3 separate regions of the Mus musculus genome follow, and all the other regions are linked to region 2. Evidence: chromatin loops called from intact Hi-C (ENCODE). Cell type or tissue: heart. All regions are shown on one strand. Each heading gives the region's core, and the rest is flanking DNA. Links, peaks and the distances in the headings are about the cores only. Region 1 holds the start of Capn10 (calpain 10). Region 2 holds the start of Septin2 (septin 2). Region 3 holds the start of Dtymk (deoxythymidylate kinase).

Region 1 (9,857 bases), core at 1,001-9,000, 540 kb before region 2:
CAGCCTGTGCAAAGCTGAACTTTGGAGGCCACATCGTGAGGAAGTCAGGATGTGGAGTGGATGTGAATGTGGAGTGGATCCCCCAGCCCCAAGCAAGCATGCAGATGTGTTCAGCTCTAGTCTCACATTTTAACCTTATGTTCCGAAAGACCTGAAATCAGAACCACAAATGGCCTGCTCCCAGTCCCCAACCAGAGGAAGCCCCACAATGTTGGTTGTTACGTTGTAGATGATGCAAGCAGAATGCCTGCATATATCCAAAGAGCCCAACATTTTCAACAGAACAATTCCATCTAAAGTGAATATATCCCCAGTGGGCTCCAAATTGAGGTGATTTTGCCTGATCAGCCAGGTCACTTAGCACTATGATTGTCTGCACCAGATTTTCAGTACCTTGGTCTTTGTCTTCTGGCATGGCACCACGTGATTACAAGCTGACTTCAGCAGTTGGAAGTGCTCCAACTGCACATGTTGGCACTTGGAGACTTGGATGGAATACCTACCTTGTATTTTCTGCACACCACACCAGGAAGGTCTTGGCCAATTTCAGGCTGCACTGTGTGAGCATGCCCAAGTGCCTTTTCATCTACAACTCCATTTTAGTACCCATGAGACAGTTTTGAGGATTGAGAAATGTGATACAAAGCATGTGACTGGCCCTGGGCTCTGTGAGTGGGCAGTGAAGTTGTTAGGAAACAGGTCAAGGCATATTGTACCTTGTTTGAGACCTAGTCTCTTACTGGGATATGAGGCTTGGTGCTTTAGATTAGGCTGGGTTAGCATAAAGCATGGGTCCTAATCCATGTCTCTCCAGCACAGAGATTATTATAAGAGCATTGTGGTAGTTTGAATAAAAATAGCCCCTATAGGCCCATAAAGGAGTGGCACACTATTAGGCCTTGTTGGTGTAGGTGTGGCCTCATTGGAGAAAGTATGTAACTAGGGGTGAGCTTTGAGATTTCAGATGCTCAAACTAGGCCCAGTCTCTCATTCCCTTCATGCTGCCTGTGGATCCAGATGTAGAAATCTCTGGTACCTCTCCAGCACCATGTCTGTCTACATGCCTGTACTGGCTGGTTTTGTGTGTCAACTTGACACAGCTGAAGTTATCACAGAGAAAGGAGCTTCAGTTGGGGAAATGCCTCCATGAGATGCAGCTGTAAGGCATTTTCTTAATTAATGATTAAGGGGGAAAGGCCCCTTGTGGGCGGGATCATCTCTGGGCTGGTAGTCTTGGTTTTATAAGAGAGCAGGCTGAGCAAGCCAGGAGAAGCAAGCCAGTAAAGAACATCCCTCCATGGCCTATGCATCGGCTCCTGCTTCCTGACCTGCTTGAGTTCCAGTCCTGACTTTCTTTGGTGATGAACAGCAATGTGGAGGAGTAAGCTGAATAAACCCTTTTTTCCCCAAGTACTTCTTGGTCATGATGTTTGTGCAGGAATAGAAACCCTGACTAAGACAATGGCACTATGATTCCCACCATGATGATAACTGGGGCTAAACCTCTGAACTGTTAGCCAGCCCCAAATAAATGTTTTTCTTTTATGAGAGTTGTTGTGGTCATAGTGTCTCTTCACAGCAATGGAAACCCAACTAAGACAAATGTGTCATCATGTCCAGGTTTATATGTGGATGCTAGGAATGGAATTTAGGTTCGCACACTTCGGCAACAAGCACTTTAACCACTGAAGCCATCTACACCAACTACTGTCTCACTATCTAGAACTGGGGCACACCCTCCTTTCTGGACTTACGACCTCAGAGCTAGGAAGAGGTCGGAATCCCTAGATGACTTTAGCGGAAAACAAAGAACTGAAAGCAGTGTTATTTAAGAGTATAGACGCTGTGTGGCGATCCCGAGCAAGCATGGCAGTATAGACGCTGTGTGGTGATCCCGAAAGCAGTGTTATTTAAGAGTATAGACGCTGTGTGGCGATCCCGAGCAAGCATGGCAGTCTACCAAAGACTACACTCTTGGCTGTATCCATTGTCTTCTCTGGCAGGCGTTACCTGCCCCTTCACTGAGGACACCTTAGTTCTCTCCGCTCTAAGGCTGAGTTTGCCTCTTATTCTCCATCACTACCTCCAGCATAGCCTGGTAACCCAAAAGCTGACCCTGTTTTCATCTCTGTATCTCCATGAGAATGTGTGACTGTCAAGAGAAATGCTCACTTGTGGGTGTACAGGGCTTCAGAAGAGGATCTCCCGAGGGGAGCATGCCCTTGAAAAAACCAGGGCAGGCAGAAAGAAGGGTTCAGAAAGGAAGCAGCAAGGAGGGTTCAGGTTTCAAAGGGCTCCAAGACATCCATGGGCATGCAGGTGCTCTGATTCAGTCTTCCCACTGCGAGTTGGTGTGATGGGGGGATCAATGTAGGGAAGGATTCTCACATGGTCCTGTGACATGAGCTGGCAGCTTCTGGGTTCCTTGCGTAAAGAACCTCTGGCTGATAAGGTTTTGTTGTTATTTTGAGACAGGTTCTTGCTGTGTGGCCCAGGCTGGCCCCACAATCCTCTCAACTCTTGTCTCCTGGGTATTGGGATTATAGGTGTTCCACCACAGCCAGTTTGGGCTCAGACTTTAAATGCCTCATTTGTGAGCACTTGTGCCAAGAGCCAGCTGGCTTCATACTCCTTTTCATCTGTCCACCTAGACTACTGCTGTTTCTTCTTGGCACTTTAGTATCAAAGATCAGAAATGTTGATGGGTCGGGAGGGAAAAGAAAGCCCTTTCCAAACTGGCTTCAAGAGCAAGGCTACTGTCTTAGTCAGGGTTTTTATTCTTGCACAAAACATCATGACCAAGAAGCAAGTTGGGGAGGAAAGGGTTTATTCGGCTTACACTTCCACATTGCTGTTCATCACCAAAGGAAGTCAGGACTGGAACTCAAGCAGGTCAGGAAGCAGGAGCTGATGCAGAGGCCATGGAGGGATGTCACTTACTGGCTTGTCTTCCCCCATTCTGCAGGCCTAGGCTGTCTAGTCAGCACCGGCTGCCTTCCTGTCTGTGCTGGCTAGTTTTATGTCAACTGGACACAGTCATCAGAGAGTGAAAAAAAAATGCCTCCATAAGATCCAGCTGCAAGGCATTTTCCTAATTGGTGATCAATGGGGGAGGGCCAGCCCATTGTAAGTGGCACCATCTCTGGTCCTGGTTCTATAAGAAAGCAGGAAAGGAGCCAGGAAATAGCGCCCCTCCTTATGGAAAGCGCCATAGGTGAGCAGAATAAACCCTTTCCTCCCCAAGTTGCTTTGGTCATGATGTTTCGTCACAGCAACGGTAACACTAAGCAGCTTTTCCTTCCAGATTCTGGAGGTCAGGCTCTGCCCGTGGCCCAGCCCTGGATATGGATGCGGCCTTCAGGAGCCGTTCTCCTGAGCTAACCACTCATATGAGACTTCTGGGGGTGAACCAGTTTGCATAACTCTTGAGTCGCGGATAACTTGTCACAATTACTCAAGACTTCCTGGAAAACCGAGTCCAGGCTCTTAATGATTCAACTATAGTGCAGCTTTCAGCCCACCAGTCAGTCCCCTGAGTCGAAATTAAGTACTAAATGAAAAAGCATCCCAAAGAGATGTTGGGCTATGTGGCTACTCCTTTTTTTTTTTTTTTTTTTTTTTTAAATAACCTCAATAAAGAGTTAAGTGTCTTGCACCTCAAATCATGGCGCTGAAGCCTAGTGGAGCCAAGGTAACTGTGTCATGCCACAGCAGTAATTGCTGCTGATGCAGGAGCAGCCCAGCCTCTCACTGGGAGAAGGAGCAACTGTCTAGACTCTGAAGCAGCAGGTTATGGGTAAAAGCTTGGCCTGGTTGTTCCTCTTTAGGCAACGGGTACTTGATCTACTTAACTGCACAAACCGCATTTCCTCTGACTACCTTTTATCCAAGACTGAGAAAAAGGGGCCCAGAGGAGGGAAAAAATATCAGAGCAGCCCTAATAGGTGGCAAACTGCAGTCTACAAGGTGTGAAGCCTCGTCGTCTCCCTTCCTGTCTATGAAGCTTCTAGTCTTGATGAAATACATTTGGAGAAGACACAGAGAACAGTCCTTGGCTGATTTGTGTCCTTCCTGGGACCTGGAAGAGTAGGCACCAGAAGGAGAGTGTCCTGTCCCTGACCTCCTCATGGCATCGAATAATCGTGGAGCCGCAAGTCCACGTCCTGGTCACCATCCAGTCTACAAAACCATAGCCAGGCCATTTAAGGCTTCAAGGAATGCTCCAGCCGCATTCCCTGGCCGCTTAGGATCCAGAGCGTCTGAAGCCCAATCGTTTTGAGACAAATGCCCGACCCCGGCAAGTTTCAACCCCAGTGACACCTCTGCCTCCCCAGAACAACGCAACCACCACCGCGACGGAAGGATAACAACGCGATTCGCTGAGCCACTTCCTCACTGGCTCTTTCAGAAGACAGGGAGGAACCACCGCTTTGCCAAGTTCCTGCCTCACACCGGAAGGAGCGAAGCACGCTGGGAAGTAGACAACGCCTGTGATCAGCGACGTATGCTGGGAACGGCGCTGCATGCTGGGATAGCATTGACAAAGCGATCTAAACCAAAGTGACTTTTCAGCTTCCTGTGGTCACTGAGACTTCGATTTCAAGTGGCTACAGCTGCGTTGTCCCGAGCACTAAAGCATACGGACATCAGGCTAGCACTGCCCAGTTAGAAACGCGGGGACCACGCCCTCGTGCGAGAGCAGAACCTACCAGTCCTGCACGGTTCTGCGCTGCAGCTCGTGCGTGATTAGGCAGCTCTGTCATATGACGCAAGCACGGCTCCTGGTTGGCTCCAGCCGGGTTACCTAGACAACGGAGCTTGCGGCGCTAGGCTGCTCTGCACCAGTAGGTCTCCCGGGCTAAGCAAACACGGTTTGCAGTGAAGGCCGCGCACTCGCTCCCGGGCGGCGACCGAGTCCACGGGCCGCAGATGGGAGCCCAGGGCGCCGAAGATGCGGGCGGTCCGGGCCGAGACGCCGGCGCGGGAGCTCTTCCGGGACGCGGCATTCCCCGCCTCGGACTCCTCGCTCTTTTACAACTTGTCCACGCCTCTGGCCCAGTTTCGGGAGGACATCACTTGGAGACGACCCCAGGTGCAGCAGGGTCTCTTGCCTGGGCGGGTGTTGTGGATATGTTTCTCACGGAGATGGACCCCGGGGTTAGCAGGACCTCGCCTTCAAGCCTATTCAGAAAAGGTGATAGCCAGCCCTGAGAATTCAAATGAGGAGGACAGAAGCAATCGAAAGGCTTGTCTTTTAGATGTTATCTTGGGGTTTCTACTAAAATACACTCCTACCCAAAGTCAGGTAGTAGGGAGCTGTTTTGATATTAAGGGATTAGAAGCAGTATTTCCAGCACCATCCCACCACCTAAGTTTTGTCGGGTGTAATTCAGCGCAATCTTTCTTGGCTTTGCACTTTGCTCTACATTTCTTCTAGTAGCTTTAGGGTATGAACACCAAAAGGTAGCACAGAACACGGGGAGCGTTGTGCTTAACAACTGGGAAAACCTAAGGAGCTGCTTTTCAGGGCTCCCTTAAATGGCACAGGCAGGTGGAACTATGTATTGTTATTTTAGCGTCCATGCATGCAACTCACAACAGTGTTACCCCTCATAGCCAGAAAGGGCTGTGGTAGGAGGGCTTTGGTTTTTTTGGTTTTTTTGGTTGGTTTTTTTTTTTTTTTTTTTTTTTTTTTTTTGCCTTGTTGCAGCTTAAATGGATGGATTGTTCAAGCCTAGTGTTTTTGTTGGTGTTTTTTAGACGTGGCTTATCAGCAGAAAGACTACTGGGGGACAGCCTGTCCCACATGCATGTAGTGCTAACAGTGACAGCTGGCAGGGTTCCAGGCCTTGTGCTGCCTGCTTGGCACAGTGGTGTTGATAAGCATCCTGGCTTTCTTGAGCAACACTGAGAGGCAAGGGAAAGAAAGAGCCCTGTTGGCCATGCCCTTGGAGTTTAGGTTTTGTTTTTACTTTAAACAGGGGGTTTCAGAAGATGTGCCTAGTCCTACAGTGACTTGATGTGCAGGGGTGGGTAGTGATTGTGTGTGTGTTGGGGAGGTGTGGCACCCAGAGTGGGGCTTCCCCTTCTCAGAAGAGGAATGTTGAGTAGGGAGAGGACTTTCGTGAGGGGTACTGGGAGGGGAGGAAGGGCTGATATTAGGTTATAAAGTGAATAAAAATATTTTTTTTTTAAAAAAAATGGATTTCATATAGTGGCTCATGTCCCGTCTGAGGGGAATCCAGTGCTCTCTTCTGGCCTCTGAAGGCACTACAGGCACATGGACACTAGACACAGATTCAAGCAAAACACTCACACACACTATACAAATAGGTGAAATGTTTTAGGTGTCAGGAGAGACTCAATTAAGGAGTGAGTTTGTTGGAACTGCTCTTTGGTGACTAGGACACAGTATAGTGTCTTTTTGTTCTTTTCAACACTTACTATTCTATTGTAGCCATGTGAGTGTATCTATTTGTAATTGTAGCAACCGTGGGAAACAAGACAGAAGAACAATGGGGAAGCAGCTCACTCCTGGGAGGGAGATGATGAACAGGGCAAGATGGGGGCTGCCCTTTCAGTGGTGCTAGAAGTCAATGTTGACTTTCAGGTTAGCCTGACAGCTGGGTGGGTGGGCTTTGCAGTAGACAGCGTTGTGAATGCTTTAGAAGGGTCCGCTGTTTGAAGTAGAAGCCAGAGCAGGGATGAGAGTGATTTCCTGGGCTATTGAAATGGCCCTGCTGCTTGCTGAGCAGAAGGTAAATTATTTACTAACAAGGGTAATGACCTAAGTGTGGACCCTGGGACCCACATGGTGGAAAGAGAAAACTCATTGCAGTAAGTTGGCCTCTGCCCTCCATATTCGCCCTGTGTCACAGGCAAACACATATGATGTATATAGATAGATTGGAAAAAAAAAAAAAAGAATGAGTTCTTGCTTCCTGGCCAGAGTGATAGATGGGTGGTGGTCCTAAGCAGCGCCTGGCTTTCCTCCCTTGTCCAGGTGGAGTTGTTGGATAGATGGGTCAGAAGCTCAGGAAGAGCACGATAGGTGGGAGAGTCGGTTACAGTCCAGCTTGGAAGAGCCACTCAGGATCTGAAGGGAAGGAGTAGAAGAAGGGACTTGAGACTTAACCTTAAGCCTTAATGTGTAAATGTGCATGTGAGCACCCCGACAGGCAGTCAGCAACAGGTGAGATGCAGCGAGCAGTGACGGGAAAGGCCCGGAGGAGCCTTGGCATCATGGAGCTACAGGGGGCTTGCTTCCATGCCCTTGAGGGTGGGGGGGGGGTGACGGACAGCCATGAAAGTTACTGAAGGACAGGACATGCCTGTCGTATCTAACATCTCGAAGGTGAAATTGAGGGAAATTGAGGCAGTGTCAGGGATGATTGATTTGCTGAAAGTGAAGGGAGGGGCAGTAAGATTGGTCATTTCTCTGAGAAGCTGTCATTGAAGGGAGCCTAGGCAGGGAATACAGTGCTGCTAGCTATTAAAGATGGGAGATCTCTATCCCACTAGCGGGCTGGTGTGGTCTGCCTCCGGAATGGGATGCCTGAACATGTAGCAAAGAGAGGTAGCAGAAGGTGGGTGGGTGGCCAGTGGCTTTTATGAAGCAGAAGGACAGGTTGGTAGGTGAGGTGTCCAGGCAAGGGGAGTAAGAAGAGAGACAAGGCAGAAGGTATGTAGGATTGAACCTGCTAGACAAACAGTAGACTTTCTACAGTACAAAGGACCCATTTGATATTTGTCACCATAAATTTATAGAGTAGAGCTGATTTCTAAACTTATTTAAAAGGGTCCTCCAGAATTGAGGTCTTGCCATGGGAGAACTGTAGCAAAGGAAGTGCTGAAGGACAGGGTGACAGAAGGACAGGGTGACAGAGAAGTAACTTCTCCTTCCATTTGGGGCCAGGAGCTCAGAGAATGAGAAAGTGCCTCCAGAGCCTGTCCTGGGTTCATGTGTTCTTAGCTTGAAGAGTAGTTGTAGGCGTGAGCTAACTCTGAATGGCTTGATTTCAGGAAATCTGTGCCACACCTCAGCTGTTTCCAGATAACCCATGGGAGGGACAGGTGAAGCAAGGGCTGCTGGGAGATTGCTGGTTCCTGTGTGCCTGTGCCGCCCTTCAGAAGAGTCAACACCTCCTGGACCAGGTACAGAGCCCATCTTAGCCTTCTTCCCACTCAGTCACTTCTAGTGCACAGCACCGGACATTCTTCCAGAACCAGGGCCTGCTGCAGCACATTTTTGTCTGTGCAGCATGGGTGTTGGGAAAGATTAGGACACCAAGTGGGTCCTGTCCACCAGACCGGAGCCACCCACCCATGTGGGACATAAAACCAGGCCAACCTAGCAGGTAGAACAGGGTCAGCAGAGGCATCTTGTGTCTCTGGTTTGGATTTTTTTTTTTAACTTGATTGATTTCTTTCTATTTTTATTTTTTCATACGTAAGTTTTAAATACCAACAGAGAAAAGGTGACTGAAACGGTCTTCTGATATGCAGTGCTGCATGTTTTAGGTTGGCTCATTGCTCAGTGTTTTCAGCTAAGGCGACAGCACTCGGGGGTGGGGGTGGGGTCACCCATTTGTGACTCTGTCCTGTCCTGAGTCCTGGGCTAAGCTTGTCACTGTTGCTCCCTCCCTGTCCAGCCTTGTTGGCATCTAACTTCTCTGTAAAGGAAGGCACTAATGCTGTCGTCATCATAGCTCCTGTGTGTCTGAGTGTTGGAGCCAGTGCCACACCAAGTCTCCCTAGTCCAGAGCCTTCCCTTGTCTACTGACAGAAGCTAGCAATGGGTGTAGCTGGCCAGTGACTGGCCAGTTTGGGGCACTTGGCTTTGAGAAACAAGAAGAGCTATTAGGCCAGTGGGTTATGGAAGCCGGGTGTGGTGGTACATGCCTTTGGCGGATCTCTTAGTTCAAGGCCAGCCTGGTCTACAGAGTGAGTTCCAGAACAGCCCAAGCTACACTTAGAAACCCTATCTCCAAAATACAAACCAACCCCCCCCCCAAAAAAAATTGGGTTACTCCTGTCTGCCAAAGCTTTGGATTCAGGTCAAATGCTTATTTGGGGCAGTGAAACGTTGTTGGCTATAAGCTTTGGGGACATGAGTTATTTATATGAAAATCTGGACTTTGTGTTGGTGTGACATGGACATACAGATGTGACATCTAACAGAGCAGAGCCCTTTGCTCTTAGCAGGTGCTCATAGAGCTTCTGCCAAGACTGCATTGTTAGGACACTGAGTAATACAGGTGACAGTGGCTCTCCGGTGGCCCCTCTCTTGGGTGACCCCTCAAGTGTCTGCAGTGCTTCTGTGGAGGCTGCCCTGCTGGGATGCTGAGAAACACACTGATACTGATCCCATGCTATCTGTCTGTCCTCTCCTGTGTGTTAGGTCTTCCCTCCAGGACAGCCAGGCTGGTCTGACCAGAAATACCAAGGCTTCTTCACCTGTCGGATTTGGCAGTTTGGACACTGGGAGGAAGTGACCATAGATGATCGTCTGCCTTGTCTTGCCGGGAGACTCTGCTTTTCCCGGTGCCAGAGAGAGGATGTGTTCTGGCTTCCCTTACTGGAAAAGGCCTATGCTAAGTATGTATGATATAGAAGTGACGGGGTCAGCCAGGCTGGGTGGCTTCAGCACCAAGATGCCTCCATGAGGCCCATCTCACCTCTCCTGGGCTGCAGAGTCCTATGCGTTCCTCAGGGTCTGGCAGCCAGTCCTGTGGGTCCTGACATGACACTGGTTTTAGGACTATGGTATGCCCTCCCTGCCACTCTTTCCCTTCTCGTATTTCCCAGCACTTCACAGAAAGGTCCCCTCATTCCTCAGCCCCGGTGCAAAGATGCCC
Region 2 (9,857 bases), core at 791-8,790:
TATTTGATCTAGTTGTAAATCGTACTAGGCAGTAAAATATAAACATTAAATAAATACTGAACTAATCAAATTATGGATAAACCCAGTCTAAGCAGCTACCAATCTTTCTTCATAAAAATGCCAGAATGGGGGGGGGGGGTACGTGTGCCTAGAAACTTCTCTTACTCTCAGGTAATACAATATATGAATTATGGGTGGTTAATTATAAGTCAGACAGCTCTTCCAAATTAGAAAATGAAGAAACTTTACTAAGTCCTTTAATCAAAGTGAGTTCCAGGACAGCCAGGGCTACACAGAGAAACCCTGTCTCGAAAAACCAAAAAAACAAAAACAAAAACAAAACTTGAGCAAATCTTTCCACTTATCTTAGAAACAGTATCACTATCACTTAGCAACTGAGAAATCAGAGGTATGACAGGTTTCTTCCAGAGCTTGTTATAGCTTAACCGACAAGGCAAAAGCTTGCCAATGACCATTGATAAAGGGAAGAATGCACACTCAAGGGGCCATCACAAATATAGAAGTCAAAAATTTATGCTCTCACATTTTGGTTGCTGGACATAATTTAACCAAGCTGGAAGTAATCTGAAAACTTCCTGCTGACTAGCTTTCACACTACTAGGTGTTACGCAGGCTACTAGGGTGAGGGGCATGCATCCAACCCTGAATGCTATAATATCAACCTGCCAGGGAAGATACATGCATGAGTCCTTCACTGGCAAATAGGTTATGTAGGCAACCAATTGCTCGTGGATGCACTGAGGTCTGTTCCACAGGAAAAATTCAGTCCTGATAAAGTAAATGTGGTCACGAGCCGACGATCATAGGCTCTAGGGAAGAACTTACTACTATTGCTTTGCTAAGCTAACTACTAATGCTAGGAGGCAGAGGCAAGCAGATCTGAGTCTGAGGTCAGCCTGGTCTACAGTGTAAGTACCAGGACCACCAAGGTCACACAAAAAATCCTGTCTTGAAAAACCAAATAAAACCAAGAAAACAATGTTTTGTCAAACTGTCTTTTTAAGCATTTGTTTATACTCATAGATTAGTGCCAGAAGTTTTTTCTTGTGGTAGTAAGCAGTTAATGAAAAGACTCAGTACTAATCAAAGTTCTGAAATTGTCTATTGAGTGCTCAGCCCTAAACGGGACATCTATATCAGCCCTACTCCACCCACAATAGCCTAGGGAACATCACAAAAAGGGGCAGAAAGAATGTAAGAGCTGAAGAATGGGGAGAGATACTGGAAATGTTGTCTTCATGACATGACATGGCTGTTGCACCAACAAACCTGCTGCAGCTATGAGTACCTACACAAGTCAACTGAATAAGATCAGTCAACATTCTAGCAGGCCACACTAACTGGACTCTGAATTATTAACAAACAAACAAACAAACAAACAAACAAGAGGAAAGGATTCAAAGCAGGGAGGGGGAGTGCCTAGATAGAGAAGGGTGGAGCTGAAGATATATATGATGATCAAGATGAATGATTTACATGAATGAAATTGTCAAGGAATAAATAAAAAGTGTTCTACTTAAATTATCAAGGGGGAGTTAGATGGTTTAGTGGTTTAAGAATGCAGACTGTTCTTTCAGAGGACCCAGGTTCTGTTCCCAGCACCCAATGGTGGCTCACAACTGCCTATAAGTTCAGCATTAGGGATCTAATGTCTTCTTCTGGCTTCTGTGGGCACTATACATGTGTGGTGCACAGACATAAATGCAACCAGTCCACCCACACATATAAAACTTAACATACACACACACAGAGAACATCAATGGGCTATTTAAGCTATGAGTGCATGCTGCCTTTGTACTCACATTGGGTACAAACACCTCTAGAGGAATCCAATGCTGTTGGATCATTCCCTGGACACCTGGACTCACTAGAACATGGCCTCTCACCATATACATAATTAAAAATAATGTAACATCTTAAAAAAAACAAAAAAAAACAAGTTACTACCTATGGAAGAATTACTCTACAATCATCTAACATAGACTTTATAAGAAGAAAATGTTTTTAGGTTTTTCATATATGCTATAGATTTAACATCCACATGTATGTAGGCATATGTGTTTGTGCACATTTATATGTTCACATTTATTTATGGAGAGTAATCAGAGTGATTTTCTTGGTGTGTGTGTCAGTGACTCTTGAGCACTAAGATTACAGAAGTGTCTCACCATGTCTTATTCGTATTTTATTTTCTACTTAATTACTGGTACATATAAGAAATCTAAAGCTGGGTATAGTGGCACATGACTTTAGTCCCAGCACTCAGGAAATAGAAGCAGGCCAACCTAGTTTACACTGAGATTTCCAAGACAGCCAAGGGTACACAGAGACACTGTCTCAAAAAAAAAAAAAAAAAAAGAAAAAAGAAAAAAAGTACAAAACATAAATCTAAATTTGTAGATATTTACTTAAAATCTTGTTACCAACAGCTTTGACTAATTTCTCAATTAAGTAATTACATAACATGTAAAGAATAACCATTTTGCCTCTACCTATGCTTAAATATGAGATTGTTTTGTTTGCCAAAGCATTATTTATAACTTTTTTTAAAGACCATCTTATCAAAACTCAACATGTAGCTGAGAGTAACAAAGCTTGAACCTTTGATCCTCCTGCTCCAACTGCCCAAGTGCTGGAATTACAGCTTTTTATCCTGTGCTTACACATACATTTATACAAATGTACCCTGGGTGGAATGACTATGTGGAGATGACCTAAGTCAGCAAAGGCACCCATAGATCAGTGACACCAAAAGACAGAGATTTAGAAGGCCGATAATCACTGTTTGTCAGCCCACTTGGAGTTTCTCAATACAATAGAAATGGTTCCAAACATTTGCTAAATTTGCTATCTGTAAGCTGATCAGTGTGAGCCACAGAAAGGAGATCCAACTGCAGTCTATTATGAATCATGCAACAGGCTATCACTAAAAAGCACAAGAGCCATGAAGAAAGAGAGAGATATAGGAACCAAGCCAACAGAGACCAGACCATGCCAGTGCCATAGCACCTTCGCTGTCTCAAAGAACCTGGGACAAGAACTAAGTGTGGCCACGACTCATCAAGAGTGTTGCATCTCTTTCTGTTCATCAGAGCTAACAGAGCTTCTAGAATCAAGTTAAGTATTAGGAGGCATAGTTATACTCTGTAGCCCAGGCTGGCCTTGAATCTCTACATCTACCTGATTAGCCTCCCAAGTGTTGGAATTATAGACACATACCTTCTACCATTTCTGGTGTGTAGCTGTTTCTTTTCAAAGGTTGCTTTTTATTTTATGTGAGATTTGTCTAAATACATATATTGGCAATGAAGAATCTATCTTACAAAGTATCATAGGTCATCTCAATGGTCATAATCCTGTCCAACCTGTCAGACTGAGAAGGTACTGAATATACACCATTAAGACATCTTCATACAATCTCAGCTAAGCCCTCTACCATTCAAGAAGTTAACCATATGTTTGTCCAATTCTCAACCTTTTGCTGTATGCCATTGGCTATAATATTATACCTTCCCTTCCCTACTCTTTCTGTTTACAACACTCCTTCCTGCCAACTCTACCTGGAAATACTCTGTAATCATTCTTTAAACTCCAGTTTCAGGACCATTATATTTTTGGGGGAGGAGCGGGGAGACAGGGTATCCTGTAGGTCAAGCAGACCTTGAACTCACTATGTAGAAGAGCTGACACTGACCTCCTGATCTTTCAATACACAGTGCTGATTACTCCACAATACAAAGCGCTGGATTACTGATTTACAATCACATTCTTTATGAAGGATTTTCAACAAGTAATCATAGTCTACTTCCTATCTCTTTTACATATTTCCACTATGGGCTTTGCAGTAAGTAATCATAGTCTATTTTCTATTTCTTTTATATACTCTCATTATGGTACAAATTAGCCTGCAAAATAAGCTTTCTTTCGCAAGTGTTATCTTCTACAGGAAATCATAAAGAGCTAGAAAAAAGGGAAAAATGATGTTTTTCTATCTCTGCACCCCCAGAATCCCTAACATGTGTGGCACTCGGCTCTTTAATGTTAAAGAAATGAGGTTATTAGGCTGATATTAGACATTTAGAAGGTCAAAATAAAACTAAAAGAAATGTACTTGAAAGCCTATTTGGCCACTGAGAAGTGGGCCTGCCCACAAGAGAGAGAGGAAAAAAATAAGGATCTGCTTGTGTGTGTCCCTGTCTATTCTGACCTGTCTGCCTCTTTCGGGTATTCTCAAGATGAAGTAAGTGTCTAAGCAGTGCAGGCCTCTAACCAACGCTACCAACAAAGCTTGGGTGCCATTGGAAATTACTTAACTGGTTTTCAAAAATACTATTTCTGAGACTGGAAAAGATATGCTCCATTATCTCTAAGTTTAAAGATGTCATAATAGGTTAAGAGTTGTTTTGAATCCATAAGTAGTAATTCACTTAAAAACAAAACAAAAGCCCAAAGCCCCTTTTAGAGCTACATTAAATGACTGCTTTTAAGTATCCCCATAGCTAACATAATTAACAAATTTAGCCTATGGGTACTTTAAATCTTCAAAACGTAAGCTTAAGCAATAGGTTTCACCCAGTGTTTTCCTATTCACACCCGATTCCATAATAGAAATTTAGCTTGTAGCTACTACTAGCTTCAAACAAAATTTTGTGACTGGTTTAACTGGGCTTCAGAAAGTTACTAAGAAAGTGGCTCTTTAAATGGACACCAACAAATATGTGAAGTCATTGTTTGAGAGCTTAAGGTGACTAGCAAAACCCAAAGCTGAAGGGCGAGCCAAGTTGTAAGTGAAGATTATAACCCTCCAATTTTCCCCATGCTTTATCCTTGTCTGTAAAGATAATAAAACCCAAGACAGTCTCCTTTGGTTCAGTTATATCGTATGCAAACACATGCCCAGTCGACCCTCCAATCTTCTAATTCAGACAGGATATGCAGTGTAGCCTCGAGCACTGGGATACTTTACTCAAAGTAATAACGCACAAAAAAACCACTCCCTCACAACAAGGCATGTGTCAGAACAGTTCGGAATACCGACACTGTGCATATCACCCACTAGGGTTGCGCGATTGCTGTTTCTTCTCTGGGGAGGTACTCTAGGGTGTTTTCCTATAGAAAGGCCTTGGTGAAAGGCCTAAGGTAGGAGTTTACGATCGCTGACCAGCCAGGGGACCTCCTGCGATTGAAGGGAAGGACAACCCGAGCCAGGCCGCAGCCCAGTACTGCACCTTCCCAGCCAGCTTCAAGCCGGTCGCAGAGAGCAGGGCATGCCGCAGATCTCTCCGCCCGCCCCAGTCTGAAAGAGGGTAGGGGGCCGTGCCGGCTCCGCCCTCCCCCGCGGGGCATGGGCTCACGACCACACAGGAAGGCCACGTCCCCAGGGACAGGCACCACTCTATGGTGTGCATGGGGGGGGGGAGACCCACGTGACCAGCACGTAGCCAATCCCGGGACGACAGCCCGCCATAGAGACGGCCGCAGAGGCGGCTAGAGATGCCCGCCGGCAAGTCACAAGCGCCCGCCTATCCCGGCTCGGTGTTCCTAGCTCGGTGCTGCCGCCATCTTCCAGGAGGAAAGGATAGAGGCAAAGGGCTCCCTCCCCTTCACTGCTCCGCACTCACGCTGCCACCTGCCCGCCCCCGGTCGTCTCTCGCTCTCAATGGACACCTTATTCCTCCTTAGTAAATATCCTTCCCACAACTCTAGTTTCCCATAAAGCGGAGAATCTCGTTACCTGCTCCTCTTTTATTAGCGTGAGGAATCCAAGCTCATAAGGTAGGAACTGTGGCGAAACAGGAACAAGACGCCATCTTGGTAAAGGAGAAGAGGCTACGCTTGACCTCCCCCCGCCCCCAGCCTCTATATGGCCAACCGCCGTGGGAGGGGCACAGCGCCTGCGCAGAGGCGGACGGCAGGATCGCGTCCACGCTTGCGCTCTGCATGCAACCGCGGAGGAGGGGACTACTCGGGGCCCAGGAAGGAGTTGGCAAGGGGCGGGACGGCGCGATGACGCCATCTGTTCGCGCGCGCTCTACTGGGCGGGGCAGGTCCGTGCTCTCGCCTGACGAGCGTTCTCCGGCGTGTGAGCGGGTAAGTGTGTGGCAATGTGTACCCACTGTCGCGCGGGCTCGAGTTGAGCTGGCTGTCCTGAGAAAGGGCTAGAGTTCTGCCCTCGCCCGGGCCGCCTAGGCGGTGATAACGGGTACGGAAGTGAGCGCGTGGGGGAGGGGCGGCCGCACCCTTAGTCCGGGGCTCCAGCGATGGATGCCTGGCTGGCGTCGTCCCTTCGAGGACAACTGGACGGGCGGCCCCCATCTGGGTGATCCTGCTGGCCAGGTCCAGGGCATTGGGGCGGGCGTGGCTGGGCCCAGTGAAGTTATGGCGCACAGTCCAAATACTATGTGGTGGAGAGTCGGGCGTTAGGTTCACATCTACGAAGCACTTGCGGGGCCATCTTCCCACGTAACGGTGCCATTTCGTCCTAGGGATGAAAAGGACTAGTCACCCTGGGATGTTAATGAAGTTCCCCAATTTAAGGCAGTGACAGGAGCGTTATGGAGTGGTTTGTCTGCTGTGGCCTTCCCCGAGGTAGTGCGACGCTAGACAAAGGGCTGCAGCCCTGTAAGTGACACGGGAAAGGGAGCATGGAGTGGAGGCCTTTGACTGAGAAGCCATGAAGTCTAACTCTGAAGCGGACCGCAGGCCCAGACCACGCCTGGCCCTTTTGTATCTTCCGGCCTCATTTGTTAGTGGCGCCTTGCCTTGTCCTGTACTACGTTTCCAGACTTTCAACACATAGAACTTCTAGTTCAGACCGTTGTGGTCTCTATGGCTGGTTTTAACCCAGTTTACTCCTCGTGTCTGGAGCGCAGTTAATCTCGAACATTCTCTGTCTAATGTTTATCTGTTGTGTAGTTCCTGTTCGCTGCTTGTTATTAGTTAGGACTCTCACTGGATTCGATATCCTTTAGACGGTTTAAGTGTTTCTCTGGCGTCAAATATTGGGGTCCCTACTGTCTATCAAGGGATTTAAGTTTTAGGTTTTCAACCGGGCGTGGTGGCGCACGCCTTTAATCCCAGCACTTGGGAGGCAGAGGCAGATGGATTTCTGAGTTCGAGGCCAGACTGGTCTACAAAGTGAGTTCCAGGACAGCCAGGGCTATACAGAGAAACCCTGTCTAGAAAAAAAACTTAGGTTTTTTGTTTTTTTTTTTTTTTCCTTAGTAGTGAAAATTGTTTTAGTATCTTAGATACATTTTTAAAATCCGTCTTGTTAACATAAGGAAAAACAGGAGTTTTGAAGAGGTCATAAAGGCTGTTTCTTCATGATGCTTCTAATTTGAGACTCCTTATTTTCAATGGCTTTTCTGGTAGTTGCCATTCAGGAATTCTTTGCAATACCCAGCATTCAAACTGTCAGTGTGTGCTGCTATATCTAATTTTGGGGATGATTTTTTTAGTTTTAAAAGTTGTCCTGATCCTTTTTTATCATTTTTCCACCTAGTGTCCCCCCCCCCCCCCCCTTTACAGAGCACCAGAGGTCAGTAAAGAACAAGAGCTTCTCCTTCTGGGTTTGCTGGGTAGCCTAGGGAAAGGAGGTGGGGCCTCCCTCTATTATCAATCGTGAATGTAATTAAGCTCCCTTTGTTTGTGGCTTGCTGCTCCAAGCTCCATTAAGAGTGTTGTCTTGCATAATGTGCTTGTACAGTCTTCAAATCTAAGAAATCTAAATGGCAAGAGAGTCTAGGCTCTTTGGATAAAAGCTCTTCAGGATCCTACACTGAGGAGTCTTTGGGGATTAGGGGTAATGTATACAAATGTAAAAATTTGTGTACATGAATGATGGGTCCTTTGAGTATTCCATTATTATAAATGCCACTTGCAAAAATGGGTCTTGTTCACCTAGTCATCTTTTGACTCATAATTGGGTGATAGTGTTACTCTCTGATATAAAGAAGCCGTGGGTCAAGTGTAAGGAACTTAATAACTTCTGACATCTGAAATATGCAATGTGAAAGAATAAAATTCTAGTTTGACTATATATCTTTGATATGGGGGATCTAACTGATCTTCGATCTGTACCTAGCAGTATGTTAATGGACAAGGTTTTCTCACTAAAAACCAAGTGCTTTAGAAATTCAGTATTCATCTTTCAGTTAACATTTGACATTACTAGGGATGTGTAGTTAGTTCACTTGGTCAAGTGCTTGCCCTGAATGCAAGATTTCTGGTTCCTTATTACATGTCCCGCCCCACCCCCCAAACAACAAAAACTAAAACCCCTTTTTGTTATGTTTAATACATTGTTAGAAAATCATTGAGACTAGAATACAAGTTATGTTTGGGTATAGGGTAACATTCATAGCCTAGCAATCTCTGTATTGAAGAATCATTGTATGTATTCTCCAATCTGTGCTTGTGTTGTGCATCAGGATGCTTATTATTTATTTATTTATTATTTTATTTATATGAGTACACTGTTTTCATACACACCAGAAGAGGGCATCGGATCCCATTACAGATGGTTGTGAGCCACCATGTGGTTGCTGGGAATTGAACTCAAGAATCTCTGGAAGAACAGTCAGTGCTCTTAACAGCTCAGCCATCTCTCCAACCCTCAGTACTTATTGAAAGAAAGGAAACTGATATTGGAAACTACTCTTCTTTCGTCTGAACTGACCTAGGACCTCAAAATGGCTGTGGACTTGGGTCAGTAAGCTAAGGAGATACAGAGATGTAGAAAGATACCCATGACATTTCCTGTACATGGTGGCTAGAAATAAATGACATAATAGTAGTGAAGGCAAGTCTCCACATTTTTACTCTCAAGTGTTTATCTTCCCATTATTTTATACAATACCTAAAGAAAGGAGACATACCATAGGGATTCCAGTTTAGAATCGAATTAATTATACCAATTTGGGAGAAACAAAATGACTTGATAATTTTAGGGCTTGTTTTTTTTTAATTCTGTATCTGTTCATAGCCAAGTATAGTGTTGTATCCCTGTAATCTCAGCATTTGAGAGACTGAAATAAGGTAGCCAGTTTAAGTTGAGTTTTTATTATAAAGACTCTTAAAACCAAACAAGACAAAAAACCTAAAATGTGTTCCTGTGCATTTTAGTGTTTTGAGACATGGTTTCTTTGTTGCCTATACTAGTCCAGAACTCATAATAATCCAAGTTGGCTCACATTTGTAATCCTTGTACCTCAGCCTCCAGTGCTGTGTTACCACACCCGGTTTGCTTTTTATTTTATTCTTACTATTTCCCCCTATTTCCATTCCTAAATGGGATAGGAAAAACTTTGAATACTGGCATTCAACTCATATGTAGTACACTTATCTAGCATACATGAAATCAGGAGCTTACTCTTCTAAGTATCAGACACAGACAGTACACACAATCACAATTCAGAAAGAAACTTTCAGTTTTGAGACATGGTCTCCCTGTGTAGTCCAAGTGGCCTCCAGTTTGCAATCCTCCTGTCTTTTGAGTGTTAAGATTACAATGGTGCCCCACAACAGCCAGCTAGAAAGAAACTTTTGACTTGCTATCTATCTTTTGTAGCACCTTACCAAATAAATCATTATATTCTAAAGTTTTTTTTTTTTTTTGCTCTAGCCCAGTTTGGAACATCTCTCCTAATGATCTTATGACAATCTATCAGATAGAGATAGAAGGCTTATATTCCTCTTAGCCTCTTTTACTGTTGGGCTTTTTTTTTTAAGATTTATTTATTGTATGTCTATGAGTGCACTATCTGCATGTAAACCTGCCACCTGCATTCCAGAAGAGGGTATCAGATCACATTGTAGATGGTTGTGAGCTTAAC
Region 3 (9,851 bases), core at 1-8,000, 330 kb after region 2:
ATATAACAGGAAGACTGGGGTTTGGATTTCTAGTACCCCAGAACCCAGATATAAGCCAGCAGGAAGAAAGACATTTAGGGAGACAGACAGGACCCAGAAGCACAAAGGCCAGTGTATCCCAAAATTATCTCAGCTAGGCATGAGGCCAGCCTGGTCTATAAGGCAAGTTCCAGGATAGTCAGGGCTGTTATGTAGGGAAACCTAGTATCAAAAAAAAAACAAAACCAAAAACCAAACCAAACCAAAAAAAAAAAAAAAAAACTTTTAATAAAACAAAACAAGCCGGGTGTGGTGGTGCACGCCTTTAATCCCAGGCAGAGGCAGGCAGATTTCTGAGTTCAAAGTCAGCCTGGTCTACAAAGTGAGTTCTAGGACAGCCAGGGCTATACAGAGAAACCCTGTCTCGAAAAAACAAAAACAAACAAAACAAAACAAACCTTGCCTCAGCAGTTAAAAGCACTTACTGCTCTTGCCAAGGACCCAGGTTTGGTTCCCAGAACTCACATGACAGCTTACAACTCTCAGTAACTCTAGTTACAGGAGTTGTCTTCCTTGGGCAGCAGGTATGCATGAGGTGCACATACAGGTAGCCATTTATATTACACAAAAACGAATACATATTTTTTATGAGGCCAGCCTGGTCTATAAGGCAAGTTCCAGGATAGTCAGGACTGTTATGTAGGGAAACCTAGTATCAAAAAAACAAAACCAAAAACCAAATCAAAAAAAAAACCTTTTAATAAAACAAAACAAGCCGGATGTGGTTAAATACGATGGTCAAATACGACGATGTTTTATCTCAAATACGGCGATTTTTTATCTCAAATACGACGATTTTTTATCTCAAATACGTCGATTTTTTTATCTCAAATACGGCGTCGAATGGTAGGGTAGAGGAAACCTCCCAAGCTGGCCTCTGGTCTCGACGTGCGGGTGTTTGCACACATGCCACACACAGGTGCTCGCACCCTTGCCACACACAAAAGTGTGCATGTTACAACCGGGGAGCAACGACGCAGGTCTTTACACTTGTTCCCAGCGGTTTGCAGAGAAGAGCAGGTGCACGGAGTGATCCTCTAGTTCCGTTTTCTTTTCCAAGTAGGAATTCAGAAGCTTGCCGATTTCCGTTGATCTTTCTAGAAAGACAAAGATACACTCGACTGAAGTCAGACTCTTCACCTGAAGTCTACAGGGGTTTGCACTTAAGTTCTCTCCTTGCACCTACACCTAACTTTCAACCTCCAGACAGCTTTGGACCATCTCTGAAGCCAAAGAAGTCTCCCCGAGAAAAGGAAGTAATGTACGTGCAAGTCTTGATTTCAAAAGTACTTGTAAGACTTTTGACTGGTTGGTTTGAAAATTAAAATATCCTGCAAAGTGGTTGTTCCAATTCCCAACCTACTTAATTTGTAGGATCAGGGGTTGGTGTCCAGTGTACAGGGCGCAAGGCCAAAAGTCAACCTTATGTTCCCTTTTCAGTACTTTTCCACCTTGTGTTTTCAGAGAGGAGCTTCTACCTGAAGCTCAGTTTTGGCTGAACTGGCTGGCTCACAAGTCCCAGGAACGAGTCCGTCTCACCTCTCCAGCGGTTGGATAAGCAACCGTACTAGGTTTTTTTTTTTTTTAACCTGGGAAACTAAACCCAGGCTCTCATTTCAGCCTGTATTTTATTAACTAAGCCATCTCCACCAGCCGGGCCCTCCCAAATCAATGACCAATGAAGAAAATGTCTTCCAGGCTTGTCTGCTGGCCAATCTGGTGGGGCCAGTTTTCTCAATTGAGGTAGCTTGAGTCAAACTGACATAGACTAGCCAGCACACGCATGCACAATAATAAATAAATAGATGTTCTAAAAGCTTTTAAAGATACTAAGACTACAACCCAAAGAGAGAGTGAGGGAATTCTCCAGGCCCACCCGCGCACCGGGGAAACGCAGCAGCTCCGCTCTGTGGCCCGAGGCGCACAGCGCGGTCACCAGCTTGAGGCCCTGCGTGGTCTTGCCAGCACGGTCCACACCCTCCAGCACGATGAGCGCTCCCCGACGCGACGCCATCGCCCGCACAGCACCGGTCAACTTGCCAGGTTCCCGCCAATGTTAGATGCAGCAGAAGCCCGGCGTGCACGGAAGCCCTGCCCTCTTCCGGTTGGAAAACGAATTCTGTGGCCTGCGGGGAACAGCTTCCGGACGTGACGTAATCTAGGCCCGGGAGTCTGCAGTTTAGCGAGCGCCAACTCGCGGAACTTCCGTTCGCCGCTCCCGAAGAGCACCAATCTTAAGGACTGTGGTTGCGCAGGCTCTGGTCACGTGGAAGTTCGAGACCTGTAACGGAATCAAATTTTTATGCCCCTAAGCGCGCTACTGAAGGGTTCTAAAAGTTTCTTATCACACACACACCTGCGCGCGTACAGGAGCCATGTGATGATCAGGCTCTGAAAGGAGTTAAGGATAGGAACATCGACCCCCAAGATGTACTTTCTGCAGCATTTTCGAACCGCTCAGGAATTTTCCTTGTCGTTTTAGTGTAAGTTGGTGGAAGGAAATGGGTTTATTTGCAGCGTGGGCAGAATTGAAACCACCCCCCCCCCTTTTAAATTCCTTTCCCCCTAGCAGTGTTTTTACAGACAAAATAAAGTCAGGGAAAATACATGAGCAGGAGGCGGGCAAATCTCTGTGAGTCTGAGGCCACTTACATAGTTTCAGGCCAGCCAGGGATACATTGTGAGACCCAGGCTCAAAAACCCAAACAACAGTACTCTAGAGGAAGAGAAAAAAGGATCCGCAGTCAAAGGCTGGGCTGGGTTATGTTTTGCCTAATGAACAAAGATTCCATACCCAGCACAGAATAAATTGGATATAGTGAGTGACATAGCCTATAAACCCAACATTTGGGAGGTAGATCAAGGTTTATGCAAACATTTGAACTAACACCCAAAGAAGTGACACAGATGCCAGACACATATGTAAAAATGTGCAACACAAACATATTGTTAGGAATCATGAATTAAGATAATTTCACCTCTTCGAGAATAGCCCAAATCTACAATTCTAACCCTTCATCATGCTGGTGAGGACGTGGAGCGAAGGAGACTGTCAGTGCAGAGGAGAAGGCAAAAACGGTGTGGAAGATAGCTTGGCTGTTTCTCAAGAAAGCACTCTACTTTTAACATGAAGTCAATATTTACCCAAATGGGTTGGAAACTATGTCTGCACACAAATGATTGTATCAGCTCTAGCCACATTTGCCTAAATATGGAAGCAGCTAAGATGTCCTCCAACACGCAAACTGATAAACTGGTAATTACACAGTGAAATAATTTTGAAGTAAAAAGTGAATTATCAGTTACTTACTAGGACATGGAGGAACCTGAACTGTATAATGATAAATGCAGCCAGTCTGAAAAGACTGTGTACTGTAAAATGCAACTACATGGCATGTTAGCAAAGCAATACTACAGAGACTCTAAAACGTTTATTGGTTACAAGTATGCGTGTGTGTGTGTGCGCGCGCTATTGTAATAGACCAAAAGAATTAAAGGCAGTGAAAAATATTCTTCAGGATGCTATAAGGGGGATACTTAATACTTCTCAGAAATATTAGAGCCCACCAAGAGTGGACTCTGGTAAACCCTGGATTTTAGTTATATTGTTTCATTAACTGTAACAGAGTTGCCGTAGGAATGTAAAATGTATTTTTGCAGGCATCGAGGGGTGCGTGGCTTCTTCACGAAGTGCGAGTCAAAGCAACCGAGGTCCAGCGTGGGCACGCCCCCCTCGGGACCAGACAGCCACAAAGAGCATGGAAGTTAACCGATGCCTGTGAGGGGGTCTCCTTCCGGGAGGCCCCGTCAGCCAGGAGAAACCACAGGCAGCGGGTGTCTGAACAACGCGGGAAGAGCGGCAGGTGTCGGCTGGCAGGTTTGGCGCCAGCACACGTGCAAGCGGAGTCCCCTGCCAGGGCTTGGAATCCGGCTGGGCCAGAGACAGAGCTTCCACATTGCAAACTGCGAACCGAGCACATCGCCCATCCGCGTTCCCTCAGGGCAAGCCCCACAGCGCCGCCTGGCGACCACAGCCGGCCGGAAGCCTAGGGGTGGCCCCTGAGTTGCCCCGCCCACTTTCCGGCCAATCGGAGCACGCGGCTCATGAATAGTGAGCGCGCGGCGCCGCCCCGCCCCGAGTCCGCGGCACCGCCCGCTCGCGCAGACCCCGAGCGTGGCCGAGGCGAAGATGGCGACTGCCATGTACTTGGAGCACTATCTGGACAGTAAGCACTCTGGCCGAGCCGCCGCCCGCGCGGGTTCGCGCCGCCGCCGCCGCCCCCGGCCCACCGCGATCCGTGCGAGGCTCCGGGATGCGGAGGAGGATGGGGACTGATCATGGGGACTGTGGGGGCTCACGGCGGGTCTGGGGCGGGGCCGCAGATGGAGGGCGTGGGGCGCGGCGCGGGGTCCCGCCGCCTCCGCCGCGCCAATTCCAGGTGCGTCACGGAGGGGTGTGGCCTGGGGCTCAGCCCGCCTTCTCCGCTTCGGCCACACCCCCGACGCTGACCACGCCTCTGTTCCCGCCTCTCTACTTCGGTCTAGGTTGCGGGGAGGCCCGCCCCTTCTTCACCTGCGGCTTGTGGTGCTCAAATCCCTCTGTAGAGCCAAAGCCACTGTGTTTGCTTGTGGAGCTGTAGGAAGGAACTCTAGGCTAGTGGGGTGCCTTTTTCGAGGGAACTCGTGCTATCACGAGCCAGCCCGGTAAGGGAGGATGCTCTGTATAACGGGTTGACCTTTGACATCCCAGAAATTGGCAACTCCGTTTATTTATAGACCGTGAGATTGGCTCCCAGCAAGAACTCGGAGGAGGATTATTTCCCACTCTATAGTGGAAGAATTGAGACCCTTTGGAGGGAGGTAGATCAAGCCAGTGGGGCGCCCATTTTCTCCTTGGGCCTGGGCAGTGGGACTCCAAGGTGAACTATCTTTATTCTGATGTCCATCCAGTGGGCATTCTGAGGAGGGTTCAAGGAGAGTTCATTTCACTGCTGACATTGTGTGATGGCCCCTTTCTGCTCTCTCCACCTGCCCTGTGCCACCCATGCGTTGGCAAGAGCCCTATTTCTCTACAACTCACTGATTAGTTGGGGTACACACACACACACACACGCACATATATATACATATATATATATAGCTCCCAAGATTAAGGCATGGGGTAAATATAGATCCAGAAACTGCTGATAAAGGTCTCTCTATCTGAGAGTAGAGAGGGCGACTGGAGGGTAGAAGGTTAAGTAGCTGACAGGGTCGCTGGAGTCAAGCTGTAGATAGGAATGTCTTGGTGAGCTCAGGAAGTTATAGGCTTAGAACAGCAAGTTTTATAAAATTTAGCCCTAAATTGCTGGCCTTGTTGGCTGTGGAGATATTTGAGTGCAGAAAGACCCAGAGAGGCAGCTGGAGCCTGCTGTAAACTTAAGGACTGAGGTGTATCTGTACTAGGGGATGCAGTGTGGGGCAGAAAAGCCACATGGGTTGGTTTGCCAGCCAGCTCACTTGAACCGCAGGGACTGGTGAGCTGCACAGTGGGACCTGCTCGGTGCTAATGGCTGCCTTTCCAGTGCTCATAGCAGTGTGTGACTAGAGACTGGTATGTTGGGCCTTGCCGAGAGAACAGTGTCTTGAGACCACATGGTCTGCAGCTCCTGGCATTGTAGGAATCTGGACAAAGTTGGAGAGATCAAGGAGGACTAAGGTTCTGGCTTGAGTTTGGGAGGATGAAGTTCACTGTGTGTGACATAGAGGCGAGGGAGGGTGTGGTTCAGGGGAGGAGTCTGAGCTGTCTTCCCGGCCTGTGTCTGCTGGGGGCCAGGTTTCTGCATCCTCCAGCTTTTGGCACTTCTGAAACTGTCAGCCTGTTGTGCTCACTGTTTGGTACCTTCCAGCCCCTACAAAGTCTTAATCATTTGGTCCCCAAACTAGGACAGAAATAGATGAAGCCTGCTGTTGTAGGCTTTGGTGTAAGGCCCTGTATATTTTATGTATATGGGTGTTTTACATGTGTGTCTGTGTACCACATGTATGCAATGCTCTCCAAGGACAGAAAGAGGGCATTGGATCCCTCAAACTAGAGTTACAGATGGCTGTGAGCTTTTTTGTGGGTGAGAGTTGAACTTGAGATTACTGGTAGAGCAGTAAGTGCTCTTAACAGCTGAGCCATCTCTCTCTCCCATCCATGGAGGCAGGTTTTTGTCTTATTGAGAAGTATAGCAACTTTCTTGTCTCTTTCAGGCATTGAGAACCTTCCCTGTGAACTTCAGAGGAACTTCCAGCTGATGCGAGAGCTAGACCAGAGAACAGAAGGTGGGTATAGCCTGGGCTGGGTTTTCACCAGAGAGAGACAGGAGCGGGCGTGGGGTGTCACAGGGCCCTGAAGGGACCTTGTATATTGGAGGGTTAACATTGCACAGTGTCTTGGAAGGAGTGCTGGTCCTTTTTTTGTTTTTTGTTTGTTTTGTTCTTGCTATGTACTGGCTGTGTAGGCCAGGCCAGGCCCAAACTCGGATCCACTTGCCTCTACCTCTGGAATGCTGGAATTAAAGGTGTCCACTATCATGCCTAATTTTTGTGTTTGTTTGTTTTGAGACAGGGTCTTACTCTGTAGCCCAGGCTGGCCTTGAACTCTCAGTGCACCTTCCATAGCCTTCCACGTATTTGGGAAGGAGGAGCAATGCTGATACTTTTAATTCAGGGTTAGTTTCTTGTAGGGTCAGCCTTGGGTTCAGACCTCATCTTCCACCTTATTTGAAAGGCAGTCTCTTGTCATCTTCACTGCTGTATATACCAGGCTAGCTGGGATTTTCCAGTTTCTGCCGCCCATCTCCAGTAAGTGCACTGGAATCGCAGAAGCACGTCCTACCACACTTGGCTTTTAAGTGCGGTCCTTGAGGTCCTAGAGGACTCAGGCTTGTGTCCGTATGCTCTCATTGCCTCTGAGCCATCTCCCTAGCCTATCTCTTGTAGCCCTGGCTGGCCTGAAACTCGCTCTGTAGCCCAGGCTGGCCTCGGACTCAGAGATGCACCAGCCTCTGCCTCCCAAGTGCTGGGATTTCATGTGTCCACCACTGCTCTGCTCTCCCGTTCCCACATAGGTTCCTGTCTTACCTCTTCAACTGTTGTCCTTTGCAGTCAGCATCTTTGTTGTTCTTTTCTATTTCTGCACTGTTTATAAGTTGATTGTTCCTTATCCCAAATGCTTTGGGCCAGAAGTATTTTGGGTTTTTATGTTTTTCAATTTTGGACTGTGTAGGGACCTATCTTGGGAGTGCAACTCAAGTGTAAACAAATGAAAATGTGTGTCTGGAAGGCAGTTTTGTCACCTTGCTATTGATTGTGTGTGTGTGAAATCATGCTTATGCTAAAGTGCATGTTAACGGCCTTCACCTGAGGTCAGGTGTGGGCTCTCCCGTCATGGCATCGTGTCAGTGTTCAGACAGTTTCAGGGGAGGTGGAGAGATGTCCCAGCAGTCAGGAGAAGTGTTCTCTCAGAGGGTCCGGTACCAGGAATCACATGCTTTTCACATCCAACTGTCGTTCCAGGTCCTTCACCAGCTACCAGGCTTGCACACAGTGTATCTGCATATATGCAGGCGAAACATGTACATAAAATGAAAATATTTTCATATTTTCATTGGTGGATTAGGAATATTCCACCAATGTTTAGAAAGTTAGTAATGTTTTGTCTTTTGATATTTTCATACTTAGGAACATTTCTTAATTATTTTTTAAAATTTATTTTATTGGTTTTTCTTTTTTTTTTCTTCTTTTTTTTTTTTTTTCTTCTTTTTTTTGGTTTTTCAAGACAGGGTTTCTCTGTGTAGCCCTGGCTGTCCTGGAACTCACTTTATAGACCAGGCTGGCCTCGAACTCAGAAATCCGCCTGCCTCTGCCTCCCGAGTGCTGGGATCAAAGACGTGCGCCACCACGCCCAGCCAGCTCACTTTTTTTTAAAGTTAACTTATTTGTGTGTGTTTGTATACTCATACGCATGTGTTTCTGTCAGAGTGTACATATGTGCAGATCAGAGGATAACTTTGGGAATCTGTTCTTTCTAGGGATTGAAACTTGGGTCATCGGGCTTGATGGCAAATACCTTCAACCACTGAGCCATTTTCACTGTCTGTCCCTCCACCCCTTCAAATGGGGTCTCCTAGCCTGGGTTGGTCTTGAACTTGCTGTGTAGGCATGGCCTAATCCTACCTCCTCTATCTCTCAGGTACTGGGAGTGTAGAAAGTGCTGTCCTGCCAGGCTTTCAACTCCCTACTTCTAAGCAACATGCTCTTGTTGCTCACCCTTCCTTCCCTTGTTCCTTCCTTCCTTCCTTCATTCCTTCATTCCTTCCTTTCTGTCTTTGGTGGATCTCACTGTGAAGACCAGGCTAGCCTGGAACTCACCAGAGATGCACTTGTCTCTGCCTCCTGAGTGCTGAGATTAAAGGTGCGCACCACCAACCACACTAGGCTTCTTTTTCTTCCAATTTTATTTGATGATTTTGTGTACATGTGTCTGTATGTGTACCTGTGCTCCCAACAGTCTCTGTGAGGTTTAGAGGACAGTTTGTTGAAGGTGTTTATTTTCTTTCCCTCATGTGTCCTGGGAATTGAACTCAGGTTGTCAGGTTTGGTGGCAAGCTCCTTTACTTGCCTGTCACCCAGCACTGGATGCTGGATCCTCTTGTTGCTTTTTCTTATTTTCAGACAGCTCCAGACTGGTGTTGTTATGACAGTGAAGATGTCTTCTGGTTTGTTTTGTTTTGAAGTATGAACGCTTCATGAATTTGTTGTCCTTGTGCAGGGGCCACTCCAATCTTCTCTGAATCATTGCAGTTTTAGTACATGTGCTGCCGAGTGAACACGAAGATGTTCTGGACCGCTAGCACTTTCCCTGTCTCCGGGGTGTGGTCTACTATAGTCCCTGGTGAAGAGGGTGTGTTTGCAGGGCAGGCCTGTGTTGTGCTTACATGACTTATTGTGTTTTGAGACAGTTTTACTTTGTGTAGCTCTGGCTGTCCTGGAACTCACTCTGGAGACCAAACTGGCCTTGAACTCACAGATACTCTCCTCTCTGCCTCCTGGCGCTGTTGTGCACCTCTAAGCCTGGCTCTTACAGGATTTTTCTGAGTAACTGTTTTCCTTGGAGTTACTGATAACTTTGTTTTCTTTGCTTCCCACTTTCTGCCCTTTGCTTTCAGCCACCGCCCAACCCCTAGACTGTCAGAGTGAGGTCCCACTGGAGGGTCCCCATTTCCCAGGCTGTTGATTAATGTGTGTTTGCCCACCTTTCTTTGCTGCTCTTGAAAATCTCTGTTTACATTCTCTTTGGAGAACCCTGTTCCTTGGATCCTGAAGTCCTCCCTTTTGATTTGCTCCGTTTGTTTTGACAGGGACTTAGAAGGACAGGTAAATTTGCCATAGAGGTGAACTTCCGGTGACAGCACTCATGTGAAGAGTAGTTGTTGCAGCCTTCATTTGAGTGCTGTTTGTCTGGGTGTGGAACTCCAGAGAACTCCATACATGCACACATTAAAAACTAATGAGAATGGGGCAGAGCTTTAATGCCAACACTCGGGAAGCAGAGGCAGGCAAGTCTCTGAGAGTTTAGGCCAGACTGGTCTAACCAGAGTGCTCTAGGACAGCCAGGATTGCATAGTGAGACCTTGTCTCAAAAAGCCAACCAAACTAAAACAAACAAAAAAACTAATAAAAAATCTTTATAAAAATGAGAAAAGAAATGTTCTCTTTTCTTTTGAGATTTATTTATTTATTCATTTGTTTTTTCAAGACAGGGTTTCTCTGTGTAGCCGTGGCTG

The links. A loop is a pair of places that touch in the nucleus more often than their neighbours do. Peaks named below come from ENCODE experiments on the same cell type or tissue, not always from the same donor. Only the 100,000 strongest peaks of a DNase experiment are listed, where the experiment ranks them.
Region 1: a loop joins it to region 2, with 2.5 times the contacts of the local background. A loop is called at or near these places in 5 of 42 quality-filtered maps.
Region 3: a loop joins it to region 2, with 21 times the contacts of the local background. A loop is called at or near these places in 3 of 42 quality-filtered maps.

What each region holds. Positions count from the first base shown.
Region 1 is chr1:92,929,923-92,939,779 of GRCm38, forward strand. Capn10 (calpain 10) reads left to right here and starts at 4,486. Exons shown (of 12, transcript NM_011796.2): 1 at 4,486-5,092; 2 at 8,023-8,154; 3 at 9,401-9,597. The coding sequence starts at 4,952. 9430060I03Rik (RIKEN cDNA 9430060I03 gene) reads right to left here. Exons shown (of 2, transcript NR_015525.1): 2 at 3,604-5,181. In heart, for the core only: CTCF peaks have their summits at 4,846 and 6,241 (motif pointing left); DNase peaks (open chromatin) are centred at 4,439, 4,749 and 5,879; H3K4me3 peaks cover 2,026 bases; H3K27ac peaks cover 1,580 bases; H3K27me3 peaks cover 395 bases.
Region 2 is chr1:93,472,958-93,482,814 of GRCm38, forward strand. Septin2 (septin 2) reads left to right here and starts at 6,036. Exons shown (of 13, transcript NM_010891.2): 1 at 6,036-6,111. It also overlaps a transcript of Hdlbp not described here. In heart, for the core only: a CTCF peak has its summit at 5,579; DNase peaks (open chromatin) are centred at 5,474 and 6,044; H3K4me3 peaks cover 3,825 bases; H3K27ac peaks cover 3,081 bases.
Region 3 is chr1:93,799,775-93,809,625 of GRCm38, forward strand. It overlaps Dtymk (deoxythymidylate kinase), which reads right to left and starts at 2,160. Exons shown (of 5, transcript NM_001105667.1): 1 at 1,924-2,160; 2 at 1,028-1,136. The coding sequence starts at 2,053. Ing5 (inhibitor of growth family, member 5) reads left to right here and starts at 4,191. Exons shown (of 8, transcript NM_025454.2): 1 at 4,191-4,265; 2 at 6,274-6,345. The coding sequence starts at 4,229. It overlaps Gm22089 (a small nuclear RNA gene), which reads right to left and starts at 8,897; the gene lies at 8,796-8,897. In heart, for the core only: a CTCF peak has its summit at 2,145 (motif pointing left); DNase peaks (open chromatin) are centred at 2,167, 4,117 and 5,617; H3K4me3 peaks cover 5,089 bases; H3K27ac peaks cover 4,757 bases.